2 separate regions of the Homo sapiens genome follow, and region 1 is linked to region 2. Evidence: chromatin contacts called from ENCODE Hi-C or POLR2A ChIA-PET data. All regions are on one chromosome and are shown on one strand. The core of a region is the stretch at or near the end of the contact, and the rest is flanking DNA. Distances in the headings are between cores, read along the strand shown.

Region 1 (3,025 bases), core at 74-2,573, 100 kb before region 2:
TAAAAATGTCTTCACATTTTATTAAAAAGTCTATTGTTTTAAATTTTTCTCATCCATGTCTCAGCACCTGTTGACTCTTCTCTGCTATATCCTGCCTACAAAGAACTTTTTTTTTATTTTTAACTTCATTTTCATTGTTGACACTACTACAGATAGATAGAACATTTTTAAAGTGTTTCAGTTAACATAGTAAGAAGTAGAATTTAGTTTGACTTTATAAACTTGTAAAACTGGAATTATCTTTGGTAAATCCAAATCCTTATGTAATGTACACATTTATAAAAGAATACGTTTAACATTCATCAGGTATTTCTTGATCTATTTCTGTGATGGAATGCTCATTATTTTATATTTTTCTTTTGTTTGTATTTAAGAAAAATTTCCAAAAGTTTAATTTTTATAAATTTTATTAAATGTGTGTTAAAAATTCAAACACATTTATAATTAATGTATTTTATTAGCTTTTCTGTCCTTAAGCATTATAACAACCACCACTGTCTCTAATGGAATAGTTGACAGCTAATTTGATTTTCTAACTATTTATATGTTTATTTTCATTAAATACTTTAACTCCTTCTTCCAAATAATATTTTATATTAAGTAGGGTAAAAACTTTGAAATAATGATGCCACATTAATAAAATACTTATTTGAATGAAATATTTAAAAAATTAGAAAGGATTTGAGTACATTTGATACATTCAACATAATATGGGAGCTTGATAAAATATGAAATGCCAAAAATAAATTCGCTGTACCATTAAAGTTTTTCCAACTAGTTTTTCCTTTTAGCATAAACTTCTTCTTTCTAATAAAGAAATTTTATTCATATTCATTGGCCAATATCCCATGACAATGATCCATGTGCTAAATATAAGCTTTAATGGTTTGCGATGATGAAATTGTTTCCAGGTTCTACAACCTAAGAAAGGAGGTTTTATGAGAATTATCTAGGGTAATCAATAATTAAGGATTTTAGACTTTGGAAGAGATCTTAGTGTTTACCTTTTTCTTTTTATAGTTCAAGTAGGCAGTGAGATAAGGAGATTGTCTAAAACAACATAGCCATTAGGGTCAGTGACAGAACTGGAAGCCAGCTCTCTGAAATCCTGTTTCTCTTCTGTATTATCTATATGAGATAAGGGGCTTTATGGCAGGAGTCAACAAACTATAGTTTATAGACCAGATGCGGCCTGTATCTGTTTTTGCAAGTACAGTCATATGTTGCTTAATGATGGGAATACAATCGAGAAATGCATCATTAGGCGGTTTTGTCATTGTGTGAACATCATTAAGTGTACTTACGCAAACCTATAGAGGGTACAGCCTGCTACACACCTGGGTTATGTGGTACAGCCTATTGCTCCTAGGCTACAAACCTGTTCAGCATGTTACTCTTCTGAATACTGCAGACAATTGCAACAAAAAGTTAAGTATGTGTGTATCTAAACATGGAAAAGGTAGAGTAAAAATATGGTATAAAAGATATTAAAAAATGGTACATCTGTATAGAGTACTTACCATGAATGGAGCCTGTAGGAGAGGAAGTTGCTCTCGGTGAGTCAGTGAGTGAGTGGCGAGTGAATGTGAAGGCCTACGGCATGACTGTACTCTATTGTACACTTTATAAACACTGTGTACTTAGGCTACTCTATGTTTATAAAAAGAAATTTCTTCAATAATAAGCTAACCTCAGCTTACAGTAGCTTTTTTACTTTGTAAACTTTTTAGTTTTTTGAAACTTTTTGACTCTTTTGTACTAATACAGGTTAAAACACAAACACATGCAACTGCACAAAATATTTTCTTTATATTCATATTCTCTAAGCTTTTTTCTATTTTAAAAATATTTTATTGGCTGGGCACAGTGCTTCACACCTGTAATCCCAGCATTTTGGGAGGCTCAAGCAGGAGGATCACCTGAGGCCAGGAGTTCAAGACCAGCCTGGTCAACATGGTGAAACCTTATCTCAACTTAAAATACAAAAATTAGCCAGGTGTGGTGGCACACGCCTGTAATCCCAGCTACCTGGGAGGGTGAGGCAGGAGAATCACTGGAACCTGGGAAGTGAAGGCTGCAGTGAGCCCAGTTCGTGCTACTGCACCCCAGCCTGGGCGACAGAGTGAGACTCTGTCTCAAAAAATATATATATATATATATTTATTTTTTGAACTTTTTAACCTTTTTGTTAAATATGAGACACAAACACACACATTAGCCTAGGGCTACACATGTTCAGGATCATCAGTATCATAGTTTTTCATGTCCACATCTTATCCCACCAGAAGGTCTTCCACGCATAACGCACATAGAGCTACCATCTCCTATGATACCTTTTGAAGGATCGACTTGCAGCAGTTTTACAGTTAACTTTTTTTTTCCCTGTAACTAGAAGAAGTAAACTCTATAATAACAATAAAAATATAGTATAATAAATTCATAAACCATTTACATAGCCATTTGTTATCATCAAGTATTATGTACTGTACATAATTGTGTGTCCTATACTTTTTACAACTGGCAGCACAATGGGTTTGTTTATGTTGATGAAAAGAGTCAAACTCTGTAAAATATTTAAAGAGATTTACTCTGAGTCAAGGATGAGTGACCAATGGCCCGTGACACAGCCCTCAGGAGAGCCTGAGAACATGTGCCCAAGGTGGTCAGGGCACAGCTTGACTTTATACATTTTAGAGAGACATGAGACCTCAATCAATATGTGTAAGATGTACATTGGTTTGGTCTGGAAAGGCGGGACAACTAGAAATTGGGGCTTCCAGGACATAGGTAAATAAGAGACAAAAGTTTGCATTCTTTTAGGTCTTTTTGGGTCTTTAATCAGCCTTTCACTGAATATAAAATTTACATGTAAGAGGAGAGTAGAGGAATAGTCACTTGTGTCTTAGTCTGACTCAGTGAATCTGCATTTTTACATAAACAATAGGGCAGAGGAAGCAATCCAATAATGCAGGTGAGCAGAGATGACTCTGAGTTCTGTCTGTCCTTTGTCCTGCCCCTGAGAAGA
Region 2 (2,840 bases), core at 167-2,666:
ATGATTACCACAATCAAATTAATCAACACTTCTATTACCACACATAGTTGCACTTTTGGTTTGTCCAAGAGAAGTGAGGACACTTAAGGTCTACTCTTTTAGCAAATTTCAAATAAACAATAAAGTATTAACTATAGTCACCATGCTGTATATTGGAACTTATTCATCTTAGAACTGAAAGTTTGTACTCTTCAACCAGACCAACATCTCCTCATTTCCCCCACAGCCCGGAATATGTAAGACCTGAAACTGTAAAACTCCTAGGAGGTTTATATGTTCATGCCTGTAGTTCCAGCTACTTGGGAGGCTGAGGCAGGAAGATAGCTTGAGCCCAGGAGTCTGATGCCATGGCTATGATTGTGATACTGCTCCACTAAACTCCAGCCTGGGTGACAGGGTAAGACCCTGTCTGTCTAAAAAAAAAAAAAAAGGATGGGGCAGGGGGATGCCCCTTGACATTGGCCTTGGCAAGGATTTTTTGGATATCACTCCAAAAACACAGGCAAAAAAGCAAAAAATAAGAATAAACAGACGGGACTACATAAAAGTAAAATGCTTCTTCACAGCAAAGGAAACAATCAACAAAATGAAAGGCCAACCTACAGAGTGAGAGAAAATATTTGCGAACCACATATGTGATAAAGGTTTAATATCCAAAATATATAAGGAACTCATACATCTCTTTCTCTTCTTTTAAGGCCACAGTCCTACGGGATTAGGATCCTTCCCTATGACTTCATTTAACCTTAATTACCTTCTAAAGACCCTATTTCCAGATACAGTCACACTGGGAGTTACAGCTTTAGGATATGAATTCCAGGGGGAAAGGGGGGGCATACAGTTCAGTCCATATCAGTTAAGAACGTTATAAAGGCATTTGTCCACAAATCTTTCAAATCTGATTAATTTATTAATTGGTATTAATACAAACTTGTGTTAAAAAGGACTTAAGGTCATCTGGTTTAATTTTCTCTTAAAAACGGAAACTCCTTCTCTAATCGGGGTGTTTCTAAAGAAAATACTCGAGGATTTCTTGATTTCTATGTCTCTATGTTACCTTTTATTCTTCATAAGTAAAAGTAATAATTTAATATCTTTTAAAAGTTTTTCACTATCTGAAAACACCCAAATCAACTTGCAAGGACTGCGCTTTTAAAACAGTAAGTTTTATAAGGATATATATTTTTTTTCAGTTGTATTTCTCAATTGAGTGAAAAAATATGTAGTATTAAATCTCTGTTCTCTTGCTTCACTTTCCCTTTTACTCCGAGGGACAACAAAACAGTACTGGCTAACTACTCTATTAATGGTGCACTCTCCAGGAACTGCAGTCCCCACTGTGCTGCCATTACAAGTAGTCAGAAAAGGTCATTGTGACTTAAAGTGAGCGCTGCAGGTGAAACAAGCTGGATCCATGAGTCAGTGATGACTCATTCTCAGATCATTCTGCCATGCGAAGCTTAACAGCATCTGGTATGAAAAACTCCACAGACATGCCAAGTTATTCACAATTGTTTCATGTACATTATTTCCAGTCTTCAAATTTAACAAATGTTTATTATTAGTTTATCGTAAACAGGGACTGTTCTCAGTCAACAAACATTTACTGAGCTTCATCTCTGTGCACTGGATGGCACTGGGGATAAAATACAAATAGGATATGCAGTGACTTCTACAGTAATGAGAAGGAAACCCCAGAGCCTTGGCCAGTGCAGATAAAACCTGGCCTTTTCTTTGACTCCACACCAGCAGAGACTCAGACACCCACATGTTCTCCTTCATGAATACTCACAGACTTATCATTACCACCTGCTTCAGCACCATCAAGGCTCAGCTCATGGTGCCATTGATTTCTGCTTCGAATCACCAGAGCAGCCCAGACTCCCAGGTCATCCTTTATCCCTCAGATTTTTATCTTCCTGTCACTTCATACAAATAACTCCTAATCCATCGCCCATGCTACTTCAAGCTCTGAAACCCTTCCACTGTAAATTCTTAGACTCAAGATCAATCGGGAGCAAAATCTCCCGTATCTTCAGACTATTCTCTGAATGCTTCCTTTGCCATCTTGCTAAAAACTGGGTCACCCTAAGCTCACTGCTTTCCTTGTAGAACCCCTAAGTGGAGGGTATTTTCTCTCTAAAACCCTCTTGCTGCTGGTCTCTGAAGGAGATTGTTATATGCCTTCCTTGTCATCACCACTTCAGACCACTTCTCTTTCCCATTTCCTGACTTCCCCTTTCCTGCTACTGCTACACACACACAGAGCTTTACACAACAGGTCATCCAACTAGAACACCGACTGGTCCTTCTAGTTGTGCTCCTCTTCAGATCCCCAGATTACTCTCTCACTGCCTAAAGCTTTTAGAGCCTGGCTCAATGAACTCTTTCCAATTCTATTATTGCCATCATTTTTGGTGGTTTTTAATATTCATGTCGATGATCCTTTCAATGTCTTAATCTCTAAGTTCCTTGACACTCTATCTTTCAAGAATCTATCTCTCAACCATAGTTTACCCATTTACCTCCAAGGTCACACTTTTGGCTTTATTATTACCATAAACTACAAATAATCTAGTCTCATGGTTACGAAGGATTTGTACTCTGATGACCCTCAAATTTTATCGTCAGCTGCATATCTTCTCTGAAATTAAAAATTACAAACTAATTCATAATTTGCCTATATGTACCTGCTATGCTCATTCACCGCAAGAGTGTGCTAGGCCCAACAGTATTGTATTTAAAGATCAGAAAATCTTAGCTTTATTTCCAGCTCTGATACTTACCTTTATATGCAAGTTGTTGTTCCCAATTCCTCTCTGTTCCCTATAAGAGGATTA

The links. Hi-C counts contacts between places; a loop is a spot of excess contacts on that map. ChIA-PET counts read pairs that join two places held with the same protein, here RNA polymerase II (POLR2A). Pooled maps may share reads with other maps.
Region 1: a map of IMR-90 shows a loop between it and region 2 (2.7-fold over the local background). The contact joins two enhancer-like sites. A Hi-C loop is called at or near these places in 4 of 168 maps with a recorded cell type or tissue (IMR-90, PC-3, PC-9 and 1 more), 1 of 37 single-sample maps with no recorded cell type and 5 of 50 pooled maps. POLR2A ChIA-PET finds 5 or more read pairs at or near these places in 2 of 52 experiments (AG04450 and GM12878).

Annotation. Positions count from the first base shown.
Region 1 is chr10:90,417,614-90,420,638 of GRCh38, reverse strand. The region is part of intron 3 of LINC02653 (long intergenic non-protein coding RNA 2653); the gene reads left to right. Among named protein-coding and RNA genes, the nearest start is that of LINC02653, 120 kb to the left of the region's middle. Within about 2 kb of position 1,323, at least 3 of the 41 ENCODE cell types and tissues checked have a DNase peak (open chromatin) inside an H3K27ac peak, as active enhancers do; they include PC-3, where a contact is called at or near this core.
Region 2 is chr10:90,318,272-90,321,111 of GRCh38, reverse strand. No RefSeq gene overlaps it. Among named protein-coding and RNA genes, the nearest start is that of LINC02653, 220 kb to the left of the region's middle. RefSeq lists enhancers at 631-1,364, 1,365-2,100. Within about 2 kb of position 1,416, at least 2 of the 41 ENCODE cell types and tissues checked have a DNase peak (open chromatin) inside an H3K27ac peak, as active enhancers do; they include PC-3, where a contact is called at or near this core.